3 separate regions of the Homo sapiens genome follow, and all the other regions are linked to region 1. The links are chromatin loops, found by intact Hi-C in ENCODE. Cell type or tissue: Calu3. All regions are shown on one strand. Links, peaks and the distances in the headings refer to the core of each region. The heading gives the core; the rest is flanking DNA. Region 1 overlaps IL19 (interleukin 19). Region 2 overlaps PFKFB2 (6-phosphofructo-2-kinase/fructose-2,6-biphosphatase 2). Region 3 holds the start of CR1 (complement C3b/C4b receptor 1 (Knops blood group)).

Region 1 (10,414 bases), core at 809-8,808:
AGTGCAGTGGCACAGTCTCGATTCACTACAACCTCCACCTCCCAGGTTCAAGTGATTCTCATGCCTCAGCCCCTCGAGTAGCTGGGATTACAGGGGGCCGTCACTATGCCTGGTTAATTTTTTGTGTGTTTTTAGTAGAGACAGGGTTTCGCCATATTGGTTAGGCTGATCTCGAATGCCTGGCCTCATGTGATCTGCCCACCTTAGCCTCCTAAAGTGCTGGGATTACAGGTGTGAGCCACCACGCCAGGCCCAAAGCATTCTGATTCCCTCCATTATCCTCTGCAGAATGCTGTTTACCTGCTCTATGTGTTAACCATTTTCTCTTGCTGCTCTTCTAAGCTACATACTTGGGTTTGGCATATTCTCTGCCTAAGCAATGTTCTATTAATATTTACTGGCTGCAATCTGTGCTCATAATTGCCGTTCAAACTTACACTTAGTATAGGAGTCTTTATTGAAAACTTCCAATTGTGCATTGCTTGAATCAGTTAGAGTTCAATCAGGAGATGGAAACCACAACAGTTTTTTAAATATATGCAAATAGGTACAAAGATACTAACTAGATAACTATATCAGCCAGGGATCTTCAGAAAAACAGAACCAGCATCTCTTACTATATATAAAAAGATTTATTTCAAGAAATTAACTGATACAACCATGGGGGCTAGCAAGCCTGAAACCTGTAGGGCAGATTGGCAGGCTGGAAACTGTCACGCAAGAGCTAATTTGCAGTCTTGAGAATTTCTTCTTCCTCCAGGAAACCTCAGTTTTTGCTCTTCAGGTCATTCAACTGATTGAATGAGGCCCGCCCACCCTATTGAGGGCCATCTCCTTTACTTAAAGTCAATTTAGTGTAGCTCTGCAACATACCTTCACAACAATACCTGATTAGTGCTTAATTAAATAACTAGGTACTACAGCCAAGCCAAACTGATATATAAAACTAACAACCACAGTAACTAAAAAAAGTTAAAAGAGAACTCTAAAATATCATAAAGGTTGCAACTGCTGAGAGCCAAGAGGCAAAGAGAAAAGGTTAAAATTATTAAAAATTAGAAACAGTAGAGAAGCCCCAAGGAACTGAAACTCAGATCTGTAAGAGGCATTGCTTGGCCAGTGCTTGTTGTCTTAGTTCACAGGGAGGGATCCAGGGTATTAGGATCCAAATCTCTGCAGAAGAGACACTGGCTGGCTATTGCTGGTGTCCCCAAGGGACACATGCTGAAGCTGATTCTGCAAGTCAGAAAAACTGAAAACTAGATTTAGCTGCTGCTACAAGGGAAAAAAAAAGTTATGATGAAGGAGCTTCTCTGGGGTAACACTCACAGGAACCACAAGCAGACGGGAAACCCTCAGGAAGCATATAGGAAGGAGAAAACCCCTTTTTCTGCCTCCAGCTTTGAAGTCTCCAGCTAGTGCCCCTATTGGCAGAGCCAACTGGCAATGCAGAAATGTGGTTTTTAGGGTCCGGTCTCTAGGATCACAAAGCAGACTATAGAAGGTTGGGTTTAGAACTGAGAGGCAATAACTGATACAGTCCACCCCTTTGGCTATTTAGCATCCATTACACTGCTCCACAAAAATTTGAACTTTTATACAACCACAAAACAATTCATTTCCTCCCAACAAAATGCAACTATTCAGCATATAAAACAGGCGAGCATCACCTTCTCCCCAAATTCAGGATTATAAAGTCTCAAGTCATTGTATCCGTTTGAATTACTTCTCAAATTCAGTCACAGTCCCATCTGAATATGTTTTCTAAAAACCAAATTGCAAAGTTAACTTCCAACAAAACCTGTATAAAATGATATGAATAAGAAGAAAGAATAAAATAATTAATATATACAAATACACACAGTAAGCAACTAACTAGTCATGAGGCCATAATTATATTTATAACTTCCTTCTTCCACTGCCTATTTTATGTTTCCTTTGCCTTCATCCAGCACCTCACACGGTTGGGGTTTTTTATGTGGTGGGGTAATCCATCTGGCCTGAAGGGTCTGAATCATCAGTGGTTATGCCTTTAGCCAGGGGCTGGGGAAGTGGTCATCTTCCATTAACTTTTACTATTGGACATGAAAATCCTAAAAGGCACCCCAGAAAATCCCACTGGGTTCCAGATATTGTCCTCTTTGGGCCCATGGAGTGGCAGCAATCCAATTTCACTTTGGTAATCAGTCGCCCCAGTCATAGAGTAACCTTCTTCTTAGCCTGTTGGTTTGGCATCATGAGGATCCCCAAATGGCCAAATGGTAGTCTCATCTTCCAAACCAATGGGACATTGATGTATTTCCTGGTAGAGACATTTGTTCCTTAGGAACCAAGACTCCAAACCAACAGAGTTCAAAGGCACAGGGATGAAAAGCAAAAATTCTGTGAGTAGGCTATGAGATGTGAGAGTGTGAAGAGCTAGTCCCTCTTCCACCCCTGATTCGCAGACCTGTGTAGTCTGGCTACAGGAAATATGGAACCATATAGTTGGTTCTGTGATTCAAAGTATAATCTACATCCTGTAATGTAGAACCCCATCCCTTCAGACTGTAATCTCCCAACTGGTACCATAACTGAATCTTCAGTAGACCATCAAATCTTTCTATTAAGCCATCTGCTTCTGGGGATTAGCATATGTGGTTGTACCAGTTAATTCCATGGGCATAAACCCATTGCTGCAGTTCTTTTGAAATTACTTTCTTGATCAGAAGAAATGTTGTATGCAGTACACCATATTTTGTAGTCACAGCTGCCAGAAGATTTTTGGACAGGAAAGCAAATCTGCACTCAGAATTCATATCTCCTGCACTAAGGAAACATTTTTCCTTCCCTCCATGATGGAAGGGTTGCACTGTAATCAATCTGCCCCTGGGGGCTGGCTGGGACTTTTAGGGAGTTGTACCATAACAGAGGCTTACTTTAGTTGGCAAGCTAGGAATTCAGCAGTGTTGGTATTCAAAAAAGCCTTGACTAGGGTAAGTCCATGTTGTTAAATCCATGCATAGTCCTCATCCCTGACATTATGGCCACTTTATGCTCAGGGCCATTGAGCAAGCACAAGAATAGCTGGAGAAAGATATTAACTGAAATCCACAGGATGCGTCATTTGTCCACCTTCAATCAAGAGATTCTAAGTCTGGAACTGGCCTAGGTCTGGAAATAGAATGAAAGGCAGCTCAAGTTTTTGGTCACCAAACTTTTTTTTTTTTTTTTTTTTTGAGACGGAGTCTTGCTCTGTCACCCAGGCTGGAGTGCAGTGGCGAGATCTCGGCTCACTACAAGCTCCACCTCCTGGGTTCTCGCCATTCTCCCGCCTCAGCCTCCTGAGTAGCTGGGACTACAGTTTCCTGCCACCACACCTGGCTAATTTTTTTGTATTTTTAGTAGAGGTGGGGGTCACCAAACTTTTTATATAGTTCAGATGACATTTTAGTAGCTGGCCATCTTTTTCATTCCTAGATGCACCATGATCAATTCGCCTCACTAAAAATCTCTAGGTTTCAAAACAGTTTGATTATCACTATGCCCTTTCTGTTTTTTATGGTATTTATCTTAGTCTATTTTGCATTTCTATACAGGAATACCTGAGGCTGGATACTTTATAAAGAAAAGAGGTTTATTTTGGCTCGCAGTTCTGCAGACTGTGCAAGAAGCATTGCACTGGCATCTGCTTCTGGTGAGGGATCCAGGAAGAATCCAATCATGGTGGAAAGCAAAGGGGGCATGTTACATGGTGAGATAGGAAGCAAGAGAGATGCCATGCTCTTTTAAACAACTAGCTCTCAGGTGAACAAATAGAGTGAGAACTCACTCGTTACTCTGAGGAGGGCACCAAGCCATTCATGAAGGATCTGTCCCCCTGACCCAAACACTTCCCAGTAGGCCCCACCTCCAACTCCAGCATTGGGGATCACATTTCAGCATGAGATTTGGAGGGGACAGGCATCCAAACTATGTCAGTATTTGCAGTCCCCTTGTCTCTAATGGTTAAATTATAGCATTTGGCCTCTGCTATATGGGAGTCTCATCATTTCTATTAAAATCAGAGATTCAACTCAATGGAGGTGTCTTTCACCATCATACCTGGCTTATAGAAGACAGCCACCACAGAGCTTTTCAGAGATGCAAGTGCTACCTTCGTCAATGTGTTTCTTAATGTCTTTATGAAAGGATTGTCCTCTAGGCATTCTGGGGGATGGATGTGAGGCTGGTAGATGTAGAGATTTCATGTGATAAAGTCACTCCATCATTCCTTCCTCCTTAAGTCTTGGATGCCTTCCTCTACATTGTGTCAGGGAAGTTCTGGCATTCCAGCCTTATTGAACATATGCCACCATTGAGTCCAAGGTTTAGTCAGCCAACCAAGAAATTTTAGAGCCACTTCCAGTTACAAGAGCTAGCTCACTAAACCCAGAATGTCTCATAAATACCCCCAATAAATTCAATCCAATCCAGTGCTATAGTCTATCCTCCTTGGTCTAACACCCTTAGAATCTATTCTCACACATATTTCCCAAGATTCTGCCAGTATTTATTAGTAAAGTCTTGCACTTCTTTTAGTGTATAAACTATTCTGAGTCGGACTTTGTCCATGCCCTCCAACCCCCAAAGAAGGGTGAGATCCGACCCTAATGGTGAGGCAAGTGGCAATAAAGAGAGGTTGGGATGGGTCTTGAGAAGGAGAATTCATTCCCTTGAAGGAAACTGCCCCAAGTGAAGTTGTTATAAGGTTTTTCACAAACGTGGTTGGGATGGTTGATTCCACACCTGGTGGTGATTGCTGAGCTGCAACATGCAATCTACTGATGAATCTGGGGAAGTTCCTGTCAGACTCATTATAAATGAAGGACAGTATCTTGCAAGTCATTTAATGGAAATTTGTCCTTATCATTATCCTGGGCCCAACCCCACCTCCCAGCTACTATATTTCTTGTTTGAAGCAGGTCTCATCTAATGCACCCAGGCTGCTACAGTGCCATCTAGTGCCAATTGCACAACCCGCCTTATACTTTACATGCTACTTACAGTAGATCAAGAGGGCAGATTCACCTTTTCTGGTGGTTTTCCTAAAACTAGTTAGATGCCCAGAGGTTGGTATGGTACTTTTTCAGTCTACAATGGTGCAGTATAAAATCATCTTTTGAAGTCCCTACCAGAACTGTGGGCTGGGCAGAGAAATATTCTACCCAGTTGGCCAACAGAGTCTTCCCTTGAAGCTGAGCTAAAGTGAAGACCTGCAGGAAAAGCCAGTGGAGGTCAGGCCCACAGACAGCATCTTCTGAAGTTCATGCCCACCCACCCCACACCAAGTACAACTAACAGTACAGACTAAAAAGCCTATCACATGTGGAGATCTCACATAGGTATGTGGAAATCATGCATTATTATCCCTTCCTTTCAGATGAGAGCAGTCTTAAGATAATGAACCAGCTTGGGTTTACACAGATAGCAAATAGCAGAGACAGGTATTCCAGCCCAGGTCTGCTGCCTAGGAATGCTGTATCTACCACTCTTCACAGCTCCTAGGTGAAGCAGTGGGGGCAACACCCATGGGGGCTGCTTTGAGGGACATCATGATCAACATATACAAAGACTGTTTGCCAAGAACAGAGAGCAGCTTTGCTCTCTCTCCCTAAACAAGACCTGCTTTTGAGTTCATGGGGAGTAGTACAAGTTTGTTTCCAGAACCTTCTGCCTTCCTTCTCTGTCATACAGAATCCTCATGCACCCTCTTCACTCATGATGTCCCACCCAGGCTGTCCTTTCCTGGCCAGCATCTCTAGCCCCTGCAGCCTCTTCACTACATCTGTCTCTCACCTTCTTTGTTGCACCACAAGGGGTCCTTATTGTCCACAGACCAAATGGGCTGGGAGCCTTTTCTTAGGACTCCTGCTAAGACTTGTGTCAACTGCAGGCACACATACATAGCAACAAGCCCCTCTAAGGTGGATGCTTTGTCCTCATGGCAACACTTTCTACACTACCCTCTGTGAGTTTAACCTACCGCGAGTTTTCTTGTACCTGGAAGTCTTAGGGGCTCCTCACCCTCCCACCTCACTCCATTTACTCTGTCTCAGTGCCAGATCTCTGCTCACCTAGTTTTTTCCTACCTCACCCCACCATGCGTGCACATGGGCACACACACACACACACACACACACGCACACACACAATTCCCTTCATACCTCTCCCTAATTTTCTGAATTCTATCCTTCCTTCAAGGCCACAGTCACTCTACATGCACGGTTAATTCTACTCTCAGAGCTTCACATCACATCAGTCAATATCTTTTGTTTGGTATGGTTTGTTTTTTGTTGTTGTTTATTTTTGTTTAGATGGAGTCTCGCTCTGTTTCTCAGGCTGGAGTGCAGTAGTGCAATCTTGGCTCACCGCAACTCCGCCTTCAGGGTTCAAGTGATTTTCGTGCCTCAGCCACCAGAGTAGCTGGGATTACAGGCATATATCACCACACCTGGCTAATTTTTGTATTTTTAGTAGAGACAGGGTTTCGCCATGTTGGCCAGGCTGGTCTTGAACTCCTGGCCTCAAGTGATCTGCCTGCCTCAGCCTCCCAAAGTGTTGGGATTACAGGCATGAGCTGCCACACCTGGCCTATATCAATTTTTATGGCACCAAATTAGGAACCAAAAGCACTATATAATGAATGTGTTTATTTACTGTTTTAAATATGCTTTCTGCTCCATTTTTTAACATCATAGTTCATCTCTTTAATAGAAAAAAAGTTTACCATCACCTTAGAAATTATAGTTAAATCAATTCCCATAACTTCTTTCTATATATTTGCTTCTATATATAGTTACACCATTTCAATGTTTCTTTTTGCCTTCCTCCTACAAATATAAATTGCACACCATTTCTTTGTCATACACAGTGCTAAGACCTGGGAATTCAGTGACAAATAAAATAAACATGGTCCCTGCTTTTGTGGGGTTCATACTCTAAGAGAAGACAAATGTAACACAACTAAACACATAAATATATAGCTACAATTTGTGATTAGTGGTCTGAAATAAGGGTGCCAAAAAAACAAAGGAAACTTATTTTCAGATTTTGAGACCAGAGAACATCTGAAGAGGTGATATAAGTAAGCTGAGATGTAATGAGAAAGAAGGAGCCAGGAAAAGAAAGGGTTGAGGGGAGAGAGTTCCAGGTTGAGGGAACAGCATGAGTGAAGGCCCTGAGAGAAGAAGGAGCTTAGCATGTGCACAGCAAGAACTGATCAGTGGCTATATGACTATAGCATGGTGAGTAGAGGATAGTGTGGCTGGGCTGGGAATAACTGCAGAGGTGGAATCAGGCAAGGTCTTGAAGGTCATAGTAAGGAACTTGAGTTGACTCTACATGCCATAGGATATGGTTTGGCTGTATCTCCACCCAAATCTCATCTTGAATTGTAGTTCCCATAATTCCCACATGTCATGGGAGGGACCTGGTGGGAGGTAATTCAATTATGGGAGCAGTTACCCCCATGCTGCTGTTCTCGTAATAGTGGGTGAGTTCTCATGAGATCTGCTGGTTTTGTAAGGGGCTTTTCCCTCTTTGCTCAGCACTTCTTCCTGCCACCATATGAAGAAGGACATGTTTGCTTCCACTTATGCCATGATTGTAAGTTTCCTGAGGCCTCCCCAGCCCTGCAGGACTGTGAGTCCATTAAACCTCTTTCCTTTATAAATTACCCAGTCTTGGGTATGTTTTTATAGCAGTGGGAGAACGAACTAATACCCATAAGAAGCTTTAAAATTATTTTAAGCAAGGAAGTGACATGATCTGGTTTACTAGACCATTGGATGACATGTACAAAATGGCTTAGAAGGGTTGAGAGTGGAAGAGACAGGCAACTTAATAGGCTGTGACAGTGGTCCGGATAAAATATGATATTGACTTGGACTAACACGATACCAGATTGATAGTGGAAAGGGGACCAAATCGTAATATATTTCAGAGGTAGAATGATAGGACTGGGTGATAATTTGTACCAACTCTAATTTATCCTTATTGTGATACATTTTTTACTGGCTTGCTCAGGGAGAGTTCCGGGAATTGTATTTTCCGAGTGCATACGTTATGAGTGACAATTTACCTAGGCATAGAATTCTCAGGTCACACAACTTCTTTCCTTCACAGATTAAAATACTTTGTTTCATTGTCTTCTCACATTTAGAGTTATGGAAAATAAATCTGAAAAATGCTTGACTTGTTTTCTCCCTGCCTATTTATTTATTGAGTTTTTGTAGTATTTTAGATGTAAAAGTTCTACCTGAATATATTTCAGAGTAGTAGCTCTTTTCTATCTGCCAATGTGATGTTATTTAGCCTACCTAGCATTCATCCCCCTTTCTTCTGAAAGTAGCAACCCCATTTTCCTCTGGGAAATGATATTTCCCTTATTTGCAGTCCATATGACTCTAGGTAAAGCTGACCCATCCTCTCATCCCAGGAGTGGGTGTGTGCTGCCGGTGAAATTAAGGCAACAACGCTTCTCAATTGCATAGATTGATTCAAGGGTGAGTACATGACCCAAGCCAAGCCAATCAAAATCAACGAGGATTAACCCAAGGTTAATGGTACATGTATTAGAACTCTCTTTTCCACTGGGATTGGTAAACTGGGAGAATGTGAGTCTGGAGATACTGAATGTCACCCTACAGGAACAACCCTCCCAAGAATGATGGCAACCCAGAAAAAAGCAAGAGCAGCAGGGATGGATTCCTAGTGAACCCTTGGACTTCATTAAGTGAGCCAGCAAAATTCCTTTTTTGTTTAAGCTGGTTTGAACTGAGCCTGACACGATCCAGACTCCTGATGAATACAGTAAGCGCATTCAGTTTTTAAAATAAGATTTTACTTAAAGCCATTATATTTTCTACATATGGCTTCTGCTCCAAAAGAATCTGTTCATTATCTTTAGGAACTCCTGTTATGTGTAGGTTAGCTCTTTGATATCTGTATTTCACGTTTACTCTATTCTTTCATTTTCATTTCTTTATCTTTTGCTTTTGTGTTCTAGGAAATTTATCTTCAGTTTGCCTTTTACTCATTAATTCAGTTTTCTGCAGTGTCCATTTGTAAGCTATGGCTTCCATTTTGGAGTTTAATTCAATAACTGTGTTTTCCAGCCTGATAAAATATTTCTTCCATTTGGATTGTTTCCTTTTTATAATGGCTTGCTCTAGTCACACAGATGTAAATTGTTTTAGCATCTAGCATATGGCATTCTTTGATAAACAGAAAAAAGTGAATGAGGTTATTATTCATTTTTCAGCTCAATGATTTTCCTGAATCTATCACTTAACTCCCCTTAGCCTGCTTTGTCTTTATAGCCTCTACCACCTGGTATATATCTGTATCAAGACCTAGAGCAATGGCTGCACAAGTTGGCACTAAAATCTATTTATTGGACATGTAAACGGATCAGTACAGATGTGTTTTCACTCTTAATTTGCTCAAAGTCCCATTGAGAAGGTAAAACTAGCACAAAAAGGTAAATAACCATCCCAGGCAGCTAACTGAGAGCTATCAGAAACACATACATGACTAATAGCTAAATAAATTGTGCCGATACAGGTGTGTACTCTAGAAGCAGAGCCAGGTATGCAGACAGCAGGTAGCAGGTGATCATTTAGTGCTTGAATGATCAGAACAGTGTCCACAGAGGATCCAAGGATTGAAAGGAACTTCAAAGAAGGGTATGATTTAGAAAGGAAGGAGTCTGGTGGATTCTTCTAAAGAGCATTTCTCTGGGATTCAGATAATTTCACCCATGCAGTTAGCACCCATTCTATCCTTGAAAGATACAGCTGCTCTTCCTATAAGGTAAGAGAATTTCAGGTTTGAACAGAGAATTTTAGATTGAAAAATTCAAGCCCATTTTCTATTCTTCCACCCGCAAACAAAGGTGCGGAAAGCAGTTGAGGAAACAGGCTGAGGTGAGTTTCCTTGAAGCCTTGCTCTCTTGCATCTCTGTTTGATCCCTGGGTCATTCCCTCAGGCATCTCTGGTCAGAAACACTTTTAAACCCCAAATCTCATTCTCACTGGGTTTGCATTGTACCTGGAAAGATGCTGACACCAATAAAAGCTTGTTGCTTAAAGACACAGCCTATGACTCACACAATGCACACTTTATACACCCTAATTCCTTCCATCTGTAGTAACTTTCAGCTTCTCATTACCTAAATTATTTCAGTGCACTCAACCTGGGGGTTATTGTCATATAGGGAATCAAATGAGGTGCCAGAAACAGATAAAAATCAAGAAAACAACAATTTGAAAAGGTTATCATTGGCATCAGGGAATGTCTGTGTTGGAAAGGATCTCCAGGTTCATTAGCCCCCACTCCCAGCACAGGAACCCTCTTTGTCATGACTCGGACAGATGTTATCCAATTCTGCTTC
Region 2 (10,414 bases), core at 2,367-10,366, 270 kb before region 1:
AAGCTCTAACTCCCCTTTGAGTTACTCATCATGAGGTTCCTCCCAGGTGGGGTGTGCTTCACACATTAATAAATTGTTTGGGTTTCTTTTGTCAATCTGTTTTGTTAGTCTAATTTACAAAGTCCCAGGCAGAGAACCTAGGAGGGTAGAAGGAAAAATAATTTTTTCCTCTCTTACAAAGCAATGGCAGCCTAACTCCTCAAAGGCTACTGCTCACCTTGTTATAGCTCTTCAGACCTGCTACAATGTTTCAATTACCTACTAAGGCAGGTTGCTACTTCTTCAATAGCTATTGAACCCTTCTTTGGTAACTAAACCCTAATTATAACTGGCACAAAGCCACTTGGAATAAAAATATTCCAGCCTGCATGAAAGCTGTATGTAGCCACTTGACTACATTTTGACCAATGAGGTATAAGCATAAGTGTGCTTGCAAAATCTAGGAAATATTCTTTTTTTAATTTTTAACTTTACAGTAGGTGTATATATTTATGGGTTACATGAGAAGGGAAATATCCTTAAAAGAAGCTGGTATGTCCTGTTGCCTTCTTCCTTCCTGCTGGCCAGAGTGTAAACATGTTTTCTGCAACTGGAGTAGCCACCTTCCTCTATGAAGTAGAATCCAACACATTGTTCTTTTTGAGCGAGAGAGACAGAGAAAGAGAGAGAGAGCGAGTCTCACTCTGTCATCCAGGCTGGAGTTCAGTAGCATGATCATAGCTCACTGCAGCATCAAACTCCCAGGCTCAATCAATTCTCCCACTTCAGCCTCCCGAGTAGGTAGGACTACAAGTGTGCACCACCATTCCTGTCTGATTTATTTTTTATTTTTGTAGAGATGGGTGGGGGGGGGGTCTCACTATATTGCCCAAGCTGGTTTTGAACTCCTAGCCTCAGGCAATCCTCCCGCTTCAGCCTCCCAAAGAGCTGAGATTACCAGCCTGAACCAATGTGACCTTGGAGTTGTTATTTTAGATTTACTGAAATCCACAGCTGAAACCAACTCTAATCTGAAACAGAGTTTGAGTGAAATGACTCAGGAATTTAAATTCAGAAAAGAATATTTAACAGACTTTATTAAAGCATACTCTGACACAGTTTCCCTTCCCATCCATAAATTCTACAAAGACAATGGGGGAAAGAGGAGAGAACCTAGGAAGTGAAAACTGAATGGCAATGAAGAGGCAAACATATCAGTGATGAAGGAAACCCAAATGGATAAACAAGTTATTCTCTGAAAGTAGGCTGGATGTTTGGTGAAGGGCATTAAACATGTTGAGAGTAGACCCCATGCTACAGTGCTGCTTCCCAAGCGTTCCTATGCTTCTGAAATTATTTTGCTTAATTGCAGGGAAACTCTCCTATAGAATCTAATCTGATTTTCACAGGTAGAGTGTTGCATACAATCAAAAAGGCATTTAAATGCCTTTGGGAATTCAGAAGCGTAGTTGTTCTGCTTGTAAAGGGCTGAAGGAATGCAGCTGACATTGGCTTGATGAGAATAAAAGAAGAAAGACTGTGCTTTGATGTTTTTAAGAGAAAGAAAATATTACTCTCCATGATTACAGTGATGCTATCTCATTAAAAACCACGTTCTTAAATATCCCAGTGTGCAGTAAAAAAATTCCAGTACATCATATATTCCCCTCCTCCGCTTAAATAGTATCAAATGCATGTCACTGGATTATTTTTTCTTTTACATGTTAAAGGAGAGAAATGGACAAGAGAGTATGGACAGTATTACGTAGCTCCTGTTTCCTACCCTGAGGTCCAAGAATGGGTTTCAGGTCATGACCTCCCTAAACTGTATGCAAAACCTATGTGTCAACCTTTTTCTGGGTAGAGAGTCCTTAGCATGTCAAATTCTCAAATGAGTTCAAGAGAATGAATGAAGGTTGGATGGTGCAAAATACTTCTAGAGACCATAAACCTTGGTGATGGGCCATTGTCAGACGCCACAGGAAGTGCCCATGGGCTCATCACCTCCTGCCGAGTTCAAAACCAGCTTGGGCAACATAGTGAGACCCTATTTCTACAAAAATGAAAAATAAATAGCCAGGGCAAGCTAGTGAACCTGAAGGTTGATGCTCCTCACAGTGAGTCCTAAGTGAAGACCCTGGAGAAGTTTAAGAAATGGTGTAATGATGAAACCTACAGGAGAAAGGCAAATAATGACCATCACCCAACACTGAAGTACTCGCTGAGTAATCATTTTCTAATGCTGGTATCTTTGCTAAGTTACCAGCAACATTTTAAAACAGTGTGGCATGTGTCTGTTGGGTCTTAACATTTACCTTGTTCTGAGATATTATTGGCTTTATAAAAATCACGAGTGTTGAGGTGTGTGACTCAGTAATGGTGCTCATTTACCTCTCTGTAAAACCCAGAGAATGATTCCAGACACCCCAGCCTTTTACAAATGATGACTTGATGGCTGAATTAGAGAACACTTGCAGAAGTGCCTGGAGATATTTCCAAGGAAATTAAACCTTGACACCACATCCTCATTACTGTCAGCCCACCAGCTAGATTATTAAAGCTCAATGTATTCATCAGTACACATAACCACTGTCTCTCACCTGTTTTCAAATTGGAGAATTCATAAGTCATTTTCATTCTATCAGAAGAACCCTTGAACTTAAAGAATTTGGAAATCCTCTGTTGTTATTATGAATGTTTCATTTTATCTCTATTGCTGCTGACCCCAAAAGATTGTTCCAAGTTACTTTATCATATACATTATGTAACCATTATCCAACATTATTTGGTGAAGGTCATTCATGAGGGGGAAAGCATCCCCAGTAGAAAGAGATGCGTTAGGTTACAAACCTGCTGTTAACCTTTCCTTTCCAATAATAAACTCTAAACAAAGGTCAGGGACTTTGTTTTAGTCATTGCCTGGCAACTAATGGGTAGTCACTAAATATTTGTTAAATAAATAAATGAAACTCTAGGACGTCAGTAATGCATGGTAGTCACAATCTTACTGATATCATTTTGAAATGCTGATGAAACTTGAACTGGTTAAAATCACTAGTTGGAAATATACATATAATCTAATAATTTGAAAATCATCTTAAAGAAGCTAGTTTCAAACACATTTTAGACAATGTTATTAATATTTTGCATACATATAATGTACCAAATGTTATCTTTTCGTGTGTTATCTTAAAAATTAATTGCATTTTTAATTAAAAATAATTTTATTTTATGTTCTTATTACAAAAGCAATACATATTACTCGCATATTTTAGCATGATTTTATTAATCCAGGAGATAAACACTTCTCCAGAGAAATGCATCTCTTGGTTTACACTTACAATAAAAATCAATGAGAAACAAAGTATTCAAAAAAAATTCACTGTCCCTTAACATCGTTATTTTCCTTTTACAGAAGACAGATATCTACGTTCTGGAAATTTAACTTAAGTTAATATGACATTAGACTTAAAAGCTCTAACTACCTAAATTTCTACAAAAAAAACCCCAAACAAACAAACAAAAAAAAACCTGACAACATAAATTATATTACATTCTGATTAAATACATGCAAACAGTGACAAGAAAACTCAAAAATGCCTTACATGGATAGAATAAATAACTAAATATAAACATTGTCTGATCATCAAAAGACAGTTTTCGATGCAGAGAGAAATCCATATCACAACTAAATCATTATAGTACAGCATGCGGTAGGCAGCCAGATGAAAATCATCTGCTACAGGGTAAGGAGCCTTCCTGAAGGCAGCTTTGTACGTAGAAAAGCAGCTCCTAGTTGCTGGATGCTGAACCGCCTGCAGCCCAGCTTATCACATCTTAGGTAACAGAGTCCTGTATCATCCACAGTATAAAAGAACCATTTGAGAAAAGCTACATATCATTACTTTTCTTGCTACTCACCCTTTTGCCCAGCAAGTGAGCATTTGAGTGAAAAGGAAAAGAAAGAAAAGTAAAGCTAAAAACATACTATTCTTTAAAAAATAGACTTTCCTTGCAAGATATAATATCCTGTGGGGATTCCATACTCTCCTTCAGTAACAGTGACATGTCAAAACCACATTTACAGAGATACATTCATACATTTGACAATCACTGGGGAAGAGTTATCTGATTTGTCTGTAAGGAAAAGCGAATGACTAATGCACTGAGGCGCTGGTCCATGACCCCGCCACCCTCACTTTTATATGAGAGATCAGTGACCACAATAGTGACCAGTGGCCAAGAGGCAGGTATCAGGAGACTACTGCCCTCCAAGTCACAGCCACAGCTCTCTCAAGGACTGTATCATGGTGACAGAGCCCACAGAGGGGCGTGTCTCCTTCCACCTGTTCTGAAGCCAAAACACTCCCTGATCGGGCTGATTCTCAAGGAGCTTTCTTGACTTACTCACGTGATATAAATGGCACTCTACTTTTCTGTCTAGTCCACATTCCCAACCACCCAGGAGAACCACATCAGCCCCATCTTGATGCATGAGAGGCACATGCATCAAGTCAAAAGTACAGTAGCTACAAAAGGGAACTTAGAAGATGGGTACCCATTTTGGGGAGTCTTGCAGTCAGATCCTGTCCTGAAGGGCCTGGAACAAGAAAAACTTCTCTAAATGAAAAGGTTGCCACTGACACTGTTCTTCTATCAAGGCAGAGAAGATGTTTTAGGGACTGAATTTCTCAGAAGACCCTCCATTCACCTGGTGATTTGTCTCTTGCTTCCAATGTGGCAAATGGTAACTGCTAGCATAAGTATATTAGACTCTAGCCTGCTCGCCTGGAACAGTGGCAGAGACCAGCTCTTACCTTCTCACTTGAAAAGTAAATCTGAAGAAGTGCATTTGCACTTTGGGCAAAAAAGAGCCAGCAAAGGATGCAGACAGTCACAGGTAGGATGTTAAATGCCTATACAGAATGAGATTGACCAACTTGGACCAAACTCAGCACAGAGATGACAAAAAGTCACTGGTTCAGGTTGCTAAATGTTTTGAGGCACAGGGAAGTTAAATTTTTCAGTGTAACTGATATTCCCATTAGGCAGGAGGGGAGGAAATATGGTGACGTTTCTCCAGGCCTCGTTTTGGTGGCCCCCAAAGTCCAGTTCCCACTTAACTTCCTGTTCTAGCCTCTGTGAAGCTGACATCCCAAGCTTTTCAGTAGATCCCAGTCGTTTGGAGAGGTGAGGCCTGAACATCCACATCATTAGCAAGGCAACATGAGGGACGCTGCGGAGGGGCGTCTGCGCACAGCCAGTGTGGTCTCTGCTGCCTACGAGCCAGAGAGGAAGAGACACAAAGCTATTACAGCACTGCCAAGCAGCGAACATAAAAGTAGAACAGAATCCTTCCCCTACCTTCCCTCCTCCCTCAACCTCCCCATCCCCACATCCATACACATGCATGAACACACTGGTGTGCCTACACACACACCTTGACTACCCGAATGGCGTAGTCATGGTCTTCTTTCCCTGAGGAGCTGACCTCGTGACCATATTGGACCAGGCACTCCTTTCAGACCTGGACCATAAGCTACATACCCAAGATATGAAGCAGGAGCAGTCAGGATCCCTCTGGTAGAAGGAAATCGTGTAGGCTATGTCAGCCAAAAGACCATGCCAATAAAGTGACACTGTAGTCAGGGGCTACTTGGCTTCTGAGGAGGGTCCCTACTATTTTAGTTATACGAGTCCATTCTGAAACCAGTCATCAGAGCAGATCAACTTCTTCCCATTAACTGGCATCTAACATTTTACCTTGTGGGAAATTTTTCCCCTAGAACAGTGCTTCTCAAATGTTAAATGTGCATATGAATCACCTGGTCGTCCTAGTAAAATGAGGATTCTGACTCCGGAGGTCTGGGATGGGGCCTGGGATTCTGCATTTCTAATGAGCTTCTGGTCTTTGTTAAGGTAACAAGGAATAAGGCATGCGAATGGTAAAACAATCCCATCTGTATTTCCTGTCTCAAAAAAAATTAAATGCTGTTTTATACCCTTGACCATAATCTCTTTAGAAATGGGCAAATCACATTTTAGGAACAACAGTCCACCAAGTGCTAAAAAATCTCCAAAAGTTTTCTTTATAATACATAATATGAGTTACATGTTGCTAATGGGAATTACTGCACAGTGCAGTGAAATGTAATTGTTTCTTAATTCTTGCATAAGTGCCAACAGGAACACACAACTATTGAAGTTCATGTGCTTTCCATAATGTTCTTCCTATCTTCCCCAGAAGGTGGCAGAAGAGAGCCACGGCTACACCATGGTCTTCAATTACAGTGCGAACTTCTGTTGGCTTGTCTGAGTCTGAATCCTTGTGCAGCATGAGGCAAAGTTTTAGGGGTGGGGAAGGGATGGGAAACACAACTGAAAATACTAAACAAAAAACCCAGAAGCCTTCTGATAGGTTCAAGTTACTCAACAATTTTATTTACCCATTCTACACACACGCACACAAAAACACATTTCAAATACAGTTATGCACACTTTAAATGGATCTGAGTGGCATACTTTGTTATCAGTGTCACCCGATTAAATCAGAATGTTGCTAAAGACTTATGTTCCTATTTCAACAGAGCAGTGCCTAGGAAATCTACAGTAGAACTCTCTTCCTAGGCTTCCCAATCTGACCCATTCCCATTCAACCCAGAGGTGCTCAGCCCCACACCATCCCCCTTCCCAAAGGGCACCATGTATGATCAGCCCTTTGATTTTGCCATAGCAAAACCATCACCATACCAGCATAAGTTGATCTTCTTGTTAGGTCAATATAATAAAAAACGTACATAAGCAATTCAGATACAAAAACATTGCGTAGGTAAACATTGGTCACAGATATCCAGTGAAAGGCTTACTGGAAAAAATACTTTTGCCAACCCTTAAAATCAATTTTTAAATGCCAAATTTTCTTCTCATTTTTACTTACTAGATTAAGTGTAAAATCCAAATGCATGGCTGACTAAAAATAGCAGCCCTGTCCAATGGAATACAACATTTCAGAACAGGGTAAGCTGGGGACACAGAAGCTTCAGAAATGAACAGTGGAACTGAAGTCCTGCCCTAAAGCAGGGGACTGGATGAGATGACTTCAAGTAAAGGTAACAACTCCAGGCTCTGAACAGGCATTCCCTTAGCTGAGTTCACAAAATACCATAAAAGTGATGCATAACCTTTATCTTGTACAAAATAATGAGAATTTGGCCACTACTATATAAGAAATATCTATTTAAAATCATAGTGTACAGAACTCCCCTATAAAGAAAACACGTGGAGTGCTTAATTCCTTCCTTTGTTAGACACATTTAATAGACAGAGAATTACCATAATGTACATACACTTCAATGGATACAATCAGAAAGCAGGCAGACTGTCAGCTTACAGACCCTAGACCGTTAGTCAGGCAACACCCAAATTTTACTATAGTCTATCTATCAGTCAGCACACAGACACTACTACAGTCTGTCAGTGACAAACAGATCCTACTAGAGTCAATCAGCACACAGATCCTCCTGGTCTACCAGTTGGTCAACATATAGACACTACTAGAGTCTGTCAGTCAGCACACAGACACTAAAGTCTGTCTGTCAGTCAGTCAGCACAGAGATCCAACTAGAGACAGTCTCCTGGACAGTATGGGTCTAAATTAAATCCCTGGACACAATTCTGACATCTGTGTCACCTTCAGGGAAAGTCGATTCTACCCCACCAGTGCTGCAACCCGACTCAGTTGTTACATATTTTCAATAAGTCAAAATACATAGAAAAGCTGGGTAAATCTATCAAATTTCTTAACAATGAACACAACATGGCTTCTGGGCTTGGCAAAGACAATGGAATGTGCATAAGATTACATAACCCAGATACAATTCTTCTGATTACTGGATACTTTTTCCCGTGCCCATTGGCCACTCCAACCACCAATGAGTTTCTGTCAATTAAGATCTCCTGCTCATAAAAAAAAAAAAAAAAGAAAAAAAAAGTAACATAGATGAATTTATTTCCAAACAGCTATATCATATGTTTCTTCAAAATGCCAGTGTCTCTGAAGACCAAATGTGGGTTGCAAAGAGGATTACCCAGATCCTCATATGGAATACTCACCCATTCAGTCTAGGGGTACAAATATATTGTGTCCTTAACTCCAACTTCTTTGGAAACAAACAAACAATAACAACAACAACGAAACACCAGAGGCAAAGATATAGGGCAGATCCCTAGCACAATGCAAGTTTTTAGAAGCTTTTCTTATTCTACTTTAAAACTCAATGTAAAAATCATCCCTTTACCAAAACAAAACAACAATACAGATAAGAGCTAAATTACAATTTAGGGATTAGGAGATAAGAAGAGAAGCAGGTTCTCTAAATCTGCTTTAGAATTCTCTTTCAAATCTGTCATAGTCTTGAAGCAAGAATAAGAAAACAGAATAATTTCCCTTTCCCCACTTTAGACAAGTAAATTTATAAAAAACTTTTTTAGAGGTGAGGTCTCACTATATTGCCCAGGCTGGTCTCAAGTGATTCTCCTGCCTCAGCCTCCCAAGTATCTGGGACTACAGGTATAAGCCACAGCAACCAGCTTATTCCAGTAGATTAAATGCTAATGTCTTTACCTATTTCTCACAAAACAAAACTTACAGCCTCAGCAGAGAGTACTTTTAAGTCCATTTTTATTTTGTAGGACTTGTGATAGACACAGTCATAGTAATGTATACAGATTACCAACATGCATTCAAGTAAGACCAGGAGAGAAAAGATGAGAAGTAGAGCTGAAACTTCTCTAAAATTTGGAGTAAGAGCTCTTTTCCATTCTACATTCTCCTGGCTTCTTCCTGCTAGACTTCTCTGAAGGGATCTTGCTTTAGAAACTAAAGGATGCTGAAGCCCTTGCTTGCCAAATTCCAATTTCTCATGTCCTATCTGAGGATAAGACCACCTCAGCTCCTCTTCTGGAGAAAGCGAACTAGCACAGGTGAGAGTGGGGAAATAACAGCAGGCTGAGAGCCAGAATGAACATCCCAGTGACCTGTCTCTAATGCTGGGTTAATGACAGGTTAACACAATGCTAGCTTGTTAGAGAAGTCCCCTTTTGCTAAGAGTGGGTACAGTGTTAATCCAAAGTCTGTGGATCAAAGTGCTCCCTCTTCTCATTCATTAGGTCTGAATTACTCTTACCTCACAGCAGAAGAAAAGACTGAATGCCCATTTGGGCTACAGATGCCACCATCCAAGCAAATGTGGACAATGCAACCTTGTAAAAGTGCCAAACACGCCTCCCCAACCATATCTCATTCTCACACTGGTGGTGGTGGGGGCATCCCCATCCCCCAACCCCTGTAGTCTCATAGCCATAGGACAACAGAAAAGTCAGGAGAAGCGATGTGATGGTTGAACACTTCTAGACTCAGACTGTTGCTATATTGCAAATGTCCATTTGTTATAAATTACATGTCCTGTCTCTTAAAATAACCTTCCTCTGGACAAGGACCTTTTCTTCTACTTCTGTTTAGCTTTCCCCTATCCCTGCCCCTACCAGCCCAAAGCTCCACAAAGACACTAAGTACATGTTATGTAACCACTAAACAGGAATAGCAGGTTACTTAACATCTTGGACACAATTTTGAGAAGAATCTAGGTAAGCAGCCTTTAGAAGCTGCCTATGGTATCCTACTTGGGACATACGAGTAAAGGACCCGGGGTCAGGAGTCAGTTGCCAGTGATGACAACCTTTATCATCCTGGCAGGGTCTGCACCTCTCTCCAGGGTGCTTAAAATCCCCAGCTGCTCTCTAGAGACAATTATTTAATTCAGTGATTTGTTCCACATCACTCAGCAATGTAAAGGGTTAAAGATGGGACTAGAACCTAGAATAACCCTCTAAAACACAGCAGCCTGCCTTCCAGGGGGTTATATCATTTAACATTATGATCTGCTCAAACATCAAACCCAAAGAACTGTCCTTTCAGGACTATGAGGAATTCAGAATTCCTAGGCTGACACTTTTGTCTGAGAAACTACTATCCAGTATTTTTCCACCTAACTTCCTAAGGTGGAGTTCTTAACCCGAGCTATGAATCAGAATCATCCGGGAAGCTACTTAAATACATGCATGTCCAGACCCAGATCCCAGAGATTCTGAGTCAGTATTAAGCATAAGGTGGACACAGGCATGTTTATGATTCAACAATCCTAAAGGCAATTCTAAGGAATACTCCTGGATGAGAACCACAGCAAAAAGTCTTCCATTACCAAATGAAAACACCCTTGGAAAATAGCTAACTCCTTCTCACTGGTTACCTCTAAAAGACCAGCAGATAACTTTAAGGTGGGGAGTCACCTATCTCTTTTTAAAATCCCATGAGAACCCTAAACTTGCCTCTCAGAAAAACATACATATATTCGTACATTTTGCATGCAAAATTGGG
Region 3 (10,414 bases), core at 1,468-9,467, 690 kb before region 1:
GTACCAAACCTGACAGCTGTCAATTAGAACACATTTCTGTTCACCTCTTCCGCCCACAAATTTAATGCCTTTCCCCTCTTAGCTAAGCACTTAGCATGCACTGTGGTTGTAACTTTTGCAGTTTGAAGTGTGACAGCAAAACTAGCACAAATTTATTTTTCCTTCTTCACAATTTCATCGATAGAAGATTCCTTCTTACCTTAGGTCTTAGCAACTTCAACATACAATGTTTTTCTTTCCTTATTAAGTGGACAACTTTCACCTTTTCACTTAAAGGAAGCACTTGCTACTAAACCGGACCCTAATGGTAATGAACTCCCTTATTAGGCTCAGCTAAAATTTTGAGAATCTATATGGAAAGGTGTGGTAGGCTAAGTAAGGACCTCTCAGAGATATCCATGTTCTGATCCCTGAAGCCTGTGATTGTTACCTGTAATGGTTAAAGGGCTTTGCAGATGTGATTAAGAATCTTGAGATGGGCAGATTATCCTGGGTTATCTAGGTGGACCTTAAATGTGATCACAAGGGTCCTTATAAAAGGGAGGCAAGAGGGTGAAAGGAGACAGAAGAAGGATATTCAGAGACACTATGGTGCTGGTTTGGAAGGTAGAGGAAGGAGGCCAAGAGCCAAAGGACGGAAGCAGCCCCTGGAAGCTGGAAAGAGCAAGAAAACCCCTGCTCCCCTGGAGCCTCCACAAGGAACACAGCCCTATGGATCTATTTTAGACGTCAGCCTCCAGAACTGGAAGAGAATACATTTCTGTTGTCTTAAGCCACTAAGTTTGTGGAAATTTGTTACAGCAGCAATAGGAAATTAATACAAAAAGAGAATGGTATATAGTATTAAAAATGTTGGGTTCATAGATTGAATCTTGAACCCAATGTCTTCTACTTAGTGGCTATGAGGTCTTAGGCAAACCGCTTAATCTTGCTGAGCCTCAGTTTCATCTTCATAAAGGGAATAATATTTTCCTACCAGGTTTGCAGGGAGAATCAAAAGTAGTATATGCTGCCACATACACAGAAGGCACTTCATAAATTATACTTACGATTATTACCCTTAGAAAAGGGTAAGGGGACTTCTAAGAGTTAAATTCGATTATTCCGCTAAAGTGGGAGTGCTTGCTTTGCTTCCAAGAGTTCATTTTCTGCTCCTTTGCAGAACTAGCTTGGAATGAGCCTATGCTGTCGGGAATGCACTGGATGACCTCAGTGACTGGTGACCTCAGCTCTCCTGAGTGAATGTGCCCCGGATTCAGCCTGGGACTTCTCATCTGCATCTCATGAGCTCCATCATAGTGCCCACGGGACCCCGGACAGAGAGGAGAATTCCTAAGGTTGCCTTTTCCCTGTTGTCAATGGCTTTAGTCAGAATTGGAAGCCTAACTCTGTGCTTTCTACTGAAGCAAAGGATGATGCTCCAAGAAAGCTCATATTTCTTACTTATTTTTCCCAGACAGCCTGTATCCATCATCACACATTTGCTTTATTAAGCCAGCAGTTGTTAAGCAAGGAAGCCCTTGTCTATGTTCCCTGCCTCATCTTGTGCCACTTGGTCCCCTCACCAAGGTGTGGCCCTTTCCCCTTTTTCAGTTTCCCAAAGACACACATTTTTCCCGTCTATGACATTCCTTCTATGTGACGCAATTTTATCTTCACTCTGACTTCAATTCTTCCTTCAGGCATCTGCTAAAATGTCACTTTCTTATAGAAGCCTTCCCCAGCCTGCCTATGGCCATACCACCCTGAACACACCCAATCTCATCTGAAGCCTTCCCTGACCCTCTTAGGGATTTGGAATCTAAACTACTTCCCTCTGCCCCACCCTATAATAATTTCTAGTCCGACACTTTGCTTTTCCTTTCATATCAATAATTGTTTGTTATTACAATTTGTGCTTTTTATCTTTGTGTGCTTTTAGAAGTATCTATTTCTCTCAATAGATATTAGATATGCATAATTTAAAGGCAAGAGATGATGTGTTTTTTTGTACCTCTAAATTAATACTTAGTCCTGGTGCTTAACACTCAATTATAAGAACTCAATGCATATTTGTTGCAATGAACAAAAAATGAAGAATTACTTATAAAACTCAAAAAAATCAAGAATCCAAGCTATGTCCCCCAAATCTCTGATTTAGTGGGTCTAGGTTAGGGCCCAGGAGTCTATTTTTAAAAATTTTCACAGCTGATTTTGATAGATAACAGCACTTTGAGGATACTGTAAAAAAAAAAAACACTGAGTAAAACAGTTGCTGTTATTTTCAGTGTTATGCATTCACCTTTCCTCTAGTTGATATGTGGGATGAAATACAATTTTGATATTTGTCTTATCCATTGATGCCGGACAAAGGAAGAGATTCCATGTGAAGTGCCTAGCGCCAAAAGCTGTATTGAGAGAGGGTAAATGTCACAGCAAAGCTTGCAACGAGAGGAAGGAATGAGACCTAAAGTAACAAAGCAAATTGAATGAACCATTCTTGGAAAGAAGTTCCTTCCCCTTAATTACATAATATTCTTACCTGCATAGTAGTATATGAATAGTATAGGTAATTATAAAAAGCAAAGTTGTATAATAGCTCAAAAAAGGAATATATGAGCCTTCAACAAAGAAAGCTTGATGTAGTTTCCTTTCTCTCCTTTATTACCAATCCCTCAATTGTGACTAGTTCCTATGACAAATATATTAATATAAAATCCACAAACTGAAGACCTACCATAATTTTAAAAGTTTTTATAGCTTTATCAAGATATATTACATACAATGATTGATGAGTATTTGAAGTGTACAATTCGATTACTTATAACATATGTATGCGTTGTGAAACCATCACCAAAATGAAGACAATAAACGTTTCCATCATACATCCCACCCACACAGAGTTCCCTCATGCCCTTCTGTAATCCATCCAAACATCCACTTCCTTCTCTAGGCAACCTTCAATGTGTTTTCTCTTACTACAGATTGATCTGACTTTCTAAAATTTCATATAACCCGAATCACTTCGTTTATATCCTATCATATAAAGGAAATAACTCAGGTGGTTTTCTCTTACTACAGATTGATTTGACTTTCTAAAATTTCATATAACCTAAATCACTTCATTTATATCCTATTGTATAAAGGAAATCACTCAGGTTTTTTTTTATGGTTTAGCCTTCACACAGCATAATTAGAGATCCATCTAGGTTGCTGCATGTATACAAATTGTTTCCTTTAGTTGCTGGGTAATATTCAATTGCATAAATATATCTTAATTTAGTTTATCCATTTACTTGTTGAGGGACATTTGGATTGTTTCCACGTGTTGGCTATTACAAACAAAACTGCTATGAAAATTCATGTACAAGTCTTTGTGTGGACATATGATTTCATTTCTCTTGGGTAAAAACCTAAGAGTAAAATGTTGAGTGTGTGTCTAAGGTTTTAAGAATCTGTTGAACTATTTTCTAAAGTTAATGTTATAATTTTACCTGCCAAATAGCAGTATATTATAATTCCAGTTACTCCACCTTATCGCCAACACTTGGCTCGGTCAATCTTTTTCATTTTAGTCATTCTAGTGGGTATGTATTGTTATCTCATTTCGGGTTTTGTCTTGTATGACTCAGCCCACTTTCACATTCTCCTGGTTCAGATATTCCATTCAAAGCAAGTTGATGTATTCTGTGCTATATGCACAATTAACACATCATCACTTTCATGTCTGTTGCAATATGAGCTGTCAACCCAAAGAACACTCTGCTTTCCATTCTGCATACTTACCCTTTAAGGAATAGATTTGCACTTGCTTTGCTTAGGCACCTCTATCAGTTTAAAAAAAGAGCATGCCCTTTCAAATATATAAATTTATAAATTATATATGTACACGAACATAAATTATATGCCTCAATATAAATTTTTGAAATGTAACACAGATAAAATAAATATTTTAAATGCTTTGTTAATCATCATGACTTAGCACAATCATTAGCTAACATCTAACGGGACAAAAAACAGTCACATTGAGTCTCTCTGTTCACAATAGTGAATGTAAAGCTTATTTCGACAGTCTTCATGATACTTTCTAGGTTTTTTGGTTTCATCGAGTTGTGATCAGTTGTGATTAGACTGACAGCATTTCTTCTACTTAATGCCTCTGACAAAAAATGTGTATACATGTGTCTTTGCGGAGAGGGTGAGAGGGATTGTCAACTCTACCATTTTCTTGTTTTCTGGAGTTGGTTTTATTACTGGGATCTTCACCCAGCATTTCTGTGTAGGACACTTTTGATGTTACCTGTCCAAATGTGAAGCTTATTTTAGATTAAAATAGATAATATAAATCACACATCCACTCATCTGAGCATATGTAAACCAAAATACACCACAAAGCACAGAAAGCAAATTGGAACTTCCCTTCTATCTTGCACCTTTACCTAGCAGGGATAACCAAACCAGATCCTATATGAGGACCACGTGAGGGCGCCAGAGTCCACCCTATATTAAACACTGCCTGGTAAAGCTTAATTCGTGTACTATTTTATGGCTCAGAATGTGGTCTATCCCCATGAATGTAAGCGGGAGAATATGTGCTCTGCTGTTGTGGATGAAGTCATCTATATATGTCAATTATACCCAAGTGGATTGATGGTGCTGTTGAATTCAAGTATGTCCTTACGGATTTTCTGCCTGCTGAATCTGCCCATTTCTGATAAGGAGACTTCAGCACCTTTTCTGATATCAGAAAGATATCATAGAAGTCTCCAACTATGATAGTAAATCCATCTATTTCTCCTTGCAGTTCTATGGGTTTTGCCTCACGTATTTTGTCTCTCCATCAGGTGCATACATATGGGATATTGTTACGTCTTCTTGGATAATTGGCCCCTTTATCATTATATGATGCCCCTCTTTATCCCTAATAATTTTTCTTGGTCTGAAGTCTGCTGTGTTTGAAATTAACACAGCTATTCCTGCTTTCTGTGACTAGCATTAGCATGGTATATCTTTATCCATTTACTTTTCATATATATTGTCTATATTTAAAACGGTCTTGTTGTACACAGTATATAGTTGGGTCTTGTTTCTTGATCCACTCTGATGATCTGTTTCAAATGGTGCATTTCGATCATTGACACTCAAAATGATTGTTGATATAGTTGCTTTAGTTTTGTTACTGGTTTTTATTTGTTGCTTTTTTTCTCTTGTTCTCTGTTTCTATTTTTTGTCTTCCATTCTTTTCCTGCCCTTTATTGTTTTTTGTTTTGTTTGTTTGTTTCTTTTTTTTTTTTTTTTGATTTGGAGTTGCGCTCTGTCACCCAGGCTGGAGTGCAATGGCACGATCTCGACTCACTGCAACCTCCGCCTCCCAGGTTCAAGCGATTCTCATGCCTCAGCCTCCCGAGTAGCTGGGACTACAGGCACCCACCATCATGCCCTGGTAATTTTTGTGTTTTTGTAGAGACAGGGTTTCACTATGTTGGCCAGGCTGGTCTTGAACTCCTGACTTGAGGTGATCCACCCACCTCAGCCTCCCAAAGTGCTGGGATTATGGGCATGAGCCACTGTCCCCAGCCATCTTTATTGTTTTAACTGAGCATTTTATATGATGCAATTCTCTCTTACTTATTAACATATAAATTATAGTTCTTTTTTTCACATTTTTCAGGGGTTGTCCTACATTTGCAATATCTATTTGCAGCTAATCTAAGTCCTCTTTCAAATAGCACTATACCACTTTACGGGTACTGTGAGTAACTCATAATAACAAAACAATCCTAGCTCCTCTGCTATTTTTTGTCGTATGCAATCTGTTTCTAGATTCACTCTTTAAGTGCTAGTAAAGCCATATACCTTTCACTCATCCTTTCCTGATCATAGGAGTTGAGATTTCTCGCTTTTCGGTGATCCTGCAGTCTTGCACGACTTCTTAGTCATGGTTTTTCAGACATGCATGGGGGTTTTCAGATTACAAAACACTGTCACATGCATTACACCATCTGATTTTCAAAACGTCTCTCTCAGAGATCAGGATGTCAGTTGTGCTCATTTTATACATGTGGACACTGAAGGTCAGTGATGTGACTTAACTTACTGGGTCCAAGACACCAGCTGGTAAGTAGCAGAGGCTGGAAAAAGCAGAACGCTGGCTTCCTAATAAGTAGATTTCATAAAACTCCACCACCTACTTCTATATGCATACACTTTGGGTGCAGAGCTCTTATACTTCTTTAAAATTCCAAAGGACCGTGCACACTGGAAGCATCCATCAGCATTTTAAAATTTAAATTATGTCAGCAACAAAATTTCTAGGTAGTTTAGTTTAGGCTGTTTCACATTTGGAAGTTATTGTGATAACCTCAGTAAATTTTTTTTTTGCAATTAATAGTGTCTGGGATTGTTTATAACAGTAACTTAATCAACATAGGCTAAGTAAAACAACATTCTAGTAAGAAGAGGGCCAGTACTCCCAAAGATGACACAAATTCCTAAGCGTTGACAACAGATTGCTTAACTTACTGGGCATGCTTCTCTCCTAAAAATAAGATTGTACGTTTTATCACATCTCTGCACCTGACAGGTTACTTTCTGGTGCCTAAGGAGATCAAATATTAATAACAACTCTTGCGGGACTTGGTTCTACTTTATTTTATTTTATTTACTCTTTTAGAGAAGAAGGAACACTCAAATAATGAATGTAAAATGTCTAGTGGCAGAGAAGGGCGAACCCGGAGTTGTCAGGAATAGGCTGGACAAAAACAACCAAGACTGTCACTTCAAATGAGATGTTGCCAGTGAGTCTAGGCAACCAAGAAGACTTCTGGGGAGCCGAAAAATAATAATAGAAGGGTTCTAACTGAAGATGTTTACCTATTTGAAGTTAAGAAAAAGGAAGAGATGTGGCCTCAAAATTTCCATAATAATTATAATAGGCGTTATTTTGTACTAAACACATCACTAAAATGCGAACTGTAAACATATCTACTGTCCCTTCTACCTGCAACGGTTACATTGCATGTTCTGGGGCTTCCCTTGCTCTTCTAATCCGCAAGTGCCTGGCATGCATCTGTCTTAAAGTATGCTGTCAATTAAGTGCATGGTGATGATGGCCGTGGTGGCTTGGTGTGGGGGGCGAGGACAGTTCCATGCGGGGCAGTTGTCAGGTAACACCTGCATCCCTAGGACTGCTTGTCTAAACACCATTGGGAGCAAAGTACAGAGGTAACGGTTGGGGGATAGAAATGGACTCGGGGACACATAGCCCTGTGTTAGATACTCGACAGGCTTAATGCCACTGAGGCAGCAACTCCACGATGCAGAGATACCAGTGTCCCCATTTTACAGAAGAGCAAACAGACTCAGGTGTGCTAAGTTGCCTCACAGTTAAGTTTCTAGGACCAGAACTCAGGTTTGTCGGATCCCCAAGTTCCCTTTCACTAGGATCAACGCCACGTCTTGGCTATAGCCAGCCGAGGCTGTGAATACACAAAGGCAAGGAATTTCGTGCGGCACCCGCTCAGCATCTGCGCCTTCCACTGCGCTCGTCACGACTTAAGCCCCTGCACCTGGGAACTCCACGCTTACCCAGAAGCAGCGAGGGTCTCCAGTGCGCAGAAGGATCCTACACCCGCCGCCCTGCCGGGTCGCGCGCTCAGCCCACCCATCGCGCTGCCTTCGGACCCGGGCGCGCAGAGCAGCGCAGCTCAGCGCTGCACGCGAGTTCTCTGCGGGGCCCCGGGTTCCTCGTCCGCCCGGGCGCCTCCCCACGCCCGCCCGCCTCTCACCCCAGGCCACCGGCAGCGCAAGCAGCACCACAACCGCCAGCAGGGATCCTCCGCAGCAGAAGGGGAGACCGGGCGCCGGCGGCCCGACAGGCTCCGGGCTTCTTGGAGAAGAGGCCCCCATTCTCCCCAAGCACATCTACAAACCAGATTTGATCTCGAAGAAAACTGAAATAAGAGGAAAAGCTCAGCGAAAATAGGAGTGACCAATCATTGTGCTCCGCGCCCAGAGTGTGGGGAGGGCTGCGGGGTTCCGGGACAAAATGCTTTTGACCACAGCTTCCCCTTCATGGGCGAGGTCATGTTTACTCCCCATTTGCATTGTTTCTAACGAGTTTCGCTGGCAGAGCCCACCTTGCTGACCCAGGTGCAGCAGCAGAGCTTGACAATGCTCGGGCTTCCGATGGATCCCGCGTGTGAGGCCCTGCGCTTCCAGACAAAGGCGGTGGATGATGGCAGCTCGCCTCCAAACACCCTGCTTAACTTTTCCTCTTTGCAAGAATGTGTGTGGGAAGGTCAGCTAATGAAATGCCTGCTCTCCGTGTTGAAGGGCAATTGCAGGCGATGTGTACGGTGTACAGGGAATGTGAAGAAACAATTTCCTTACCCTGAATTGAGACGTCATGCCATTGTAAGATTTTTTAAAAGGGAGGGACAATTAGATACACATTTAAAAAATGTAAATCTGTGTATAGTATGGAAGGTAGATTAGAATAGGGCAATAATGGACTGCGAAGACCAGTCAGGGGAGCTTTTGCCGACATCCAAGTGAGGTTTGATGGCGGCCCTGACTGGGTGGATAAAGTGGACAATTAACAAAGATATTGGAGATGGAATGAACAGTTGCTCATGTATTGGATTTTGGTTACTTCCTTTCTTAAGGTTGGTGGTGAGAAGAAAGCAATCAAGAGTTAGCCCCCTTGCGGTAGTTTGCTGAGAATGATGGTTTCCAGCTTCCACAATGAGAACACATGGACACAGGAAGAGGAACATCACACACCGGGGCCTGTTGTGGGGTGGGGGGAGGGGGGAGGGATAGCATTAGGAGATATACCTAATGTAAAGGACGAGTTAATGGGTGCAGCACACCAACGTCGCACATGTATGCATATGTAACAAACCTGCACGTTGTGCACATGTACCCTAAAACTTAAAGTATAATAAAAAAAAGAAACAAAAAAAAGAAAAAAGAAAGAAATAATTAAATAATTAAGTTTAAAAAAGGTAGAAAAAATAATATTTTATCTTTTTTATTGGGGGTGGCCTGTCCTTCTGACATGTACTGCCTGCCTGTAGGTAGGCTATTTTGCCTGGGTTTTTCTCTTAAAATAATTTTGACTTTAAACCTTGATTTTGTTGTTGTTGTTGTTGTTGTTGCTAATTTTATGTTAAACTTGTTTTCCTTAACCATTAAAAGGAGACATGATTCAGAAAAGAAAAAAAAAAAAGAGTTAGCCCCAGGATTAGAAATGAATGGTGGTGCTACTTACTGAAATAAGAAGTATGGATGTAGGACTGACAGATTTAGGGCAGAGGGTTAAGTATTCAAGGATGAATGTATTCCTCCTATCTATCTGTGATCCTGTGCCCTTTAACCAATCTCTCTCCATCTCCCATTGTCTCTCCCTTCCCCAGCCTCTGGTAACCAGTATTCTACCCTCTACTTCTATGAGATGAGTTTTTTAGAGTCCACATATGACTAATAACATACAGCATTTGTCTTTCTGTGCGCATTGGTTTCCATTAGGCTTCCTCCCAAAATTCTAGTGGAAGAAATGTCTACTTTGATCATATCACTTATCACAGTTTTTAGTACATCCAGTGACATTCTTTTAAGGATTTGCTATCATCATTTCAAGTTATTCTCAACAGAGTAATGGGAGTAGCAGCCAGATTGTAGTAGGCTTAGGAAAAGAGAAGAGGAGAAGGCTCATTTCCCCAGTTTTACATCACATGCTATCAGAAGGTGCCACTCCTTACCACTTCTGCTGGTATCCATCTCCTAGTATCTACTTTCTCCCTCATTCCTTGAAAGTTTGAGCTCCTGGCTCATGGCCACCTTCTCCACTGTTACTTCTGCCACAGTTCCTGGTGATTTCAACATTCACAGCAATAGTATTTTCAAATCCCTGGCCTTCCAGTGCCTTGACCTCTTCTCTGCCTGTGGTCTTGTCCTCCACTCTCCTCTGACTCTAATGCTCATGTGCATGCTCGGAGACTTGTCACTTTCAACCTCTCAGTGATTTCAATGATCCCACTCTCTAACCACCAATCCAACTCTTTTCTTTTACCCTAGTAACGTTAAACTGAATCCAGCAATCTTTGTCTGTCTCAGTGCCTGCAGCCCATTGATCCTACCGCTATCTCTCTCAGCTTCTCACCTCCTTTGTGTCTTCACTTTCATCACTACCAGGTTAAATTCCATACTCTGTCATTATAATCACCATCTTGCACCCACTGTTAGCTCCCTCACCCTTCTCTTGGGTTATTATAGCCATTAGACAAAACAACATTCCTGGTTAGAATCAATTCTCCATTATTTTGCTCTCATACCTGTGAAACTGAATGTGGCTGGAAAAGACACATAGCCACAATGACTAGCCTTACTTTAGTAACAAATAATTTCAAATGGACCATTATACTTCTGCCTG

Evidence for each region. Peaks named below come from ENCODE experiments on the same cell type or tissue, not always from the same donor. Only the 100,000 strongest peaks of a DNase experiment are listed, where the experiment ranks them.
Region 2: a loop joins it to region 1, with 2.8 times the contacts of the local background. A loop is called at or near these places in 4 of 110 quality-filtered maps.
Region 3: it touches region 1 in a loop (10-fold over the local background); 2 of 110 quality-filtered maps call a loop at or near these places.

What each region holds. Positions count from the first base shown.
Region 1 is chr1:206,804,248-206,814,661 of GRCh38, reverse strand. All of the region lies in intron 2 of IL19 (interleukin 19), which reads right to left. Among named protein-coding and RNA genes, the nearest start is that of IL10, 37 kb to the right of the region's middle. In Calu3, for the core only: no CTCF peak of the experiment used is centred there; DNase peaks (open chromatin) are centred at 4,961 and 5,851.
Region 2 is chr1:207,073,798-207,084,211 of GRCh38, reverse strand. It overlaps PFKFB2 (6-phosphofructo-2-kinase/fructose-2,6-biphosphatase 2), which reads right to left. Exons shown (of 15, transcript NM_006212.2): 15 at 6,395-10,414. Among named protein-coding and RNA genes, the nearest start is that of C4BPB, 9.9 kb to the left of the region's middle. In Calu3, for the core only: a CTCF peak has its summit at 6,234 (motif pointing right); a DNase peak (open chromatin) is centred at 6,241.
Region 3 is chr1:207,493,741-207,504,154 of GRCh38, reverse strand. It overlaps CR1 (complement C3b/C4b receptor 1 (Knops blood group)), which reads right to left and starts at 7,998. Exons shown (of 47, transcript NM_000651.6): 1 at 7,767-7,998. The coding sequence starts at 7,887. RefSeq lists an enhancer at 4,536-4,595. In Calu3, for the core only: a CTCF peak has its summit at 4,473 (motif pointing right); a DNase peak (open chromatin) is centred at 4,464.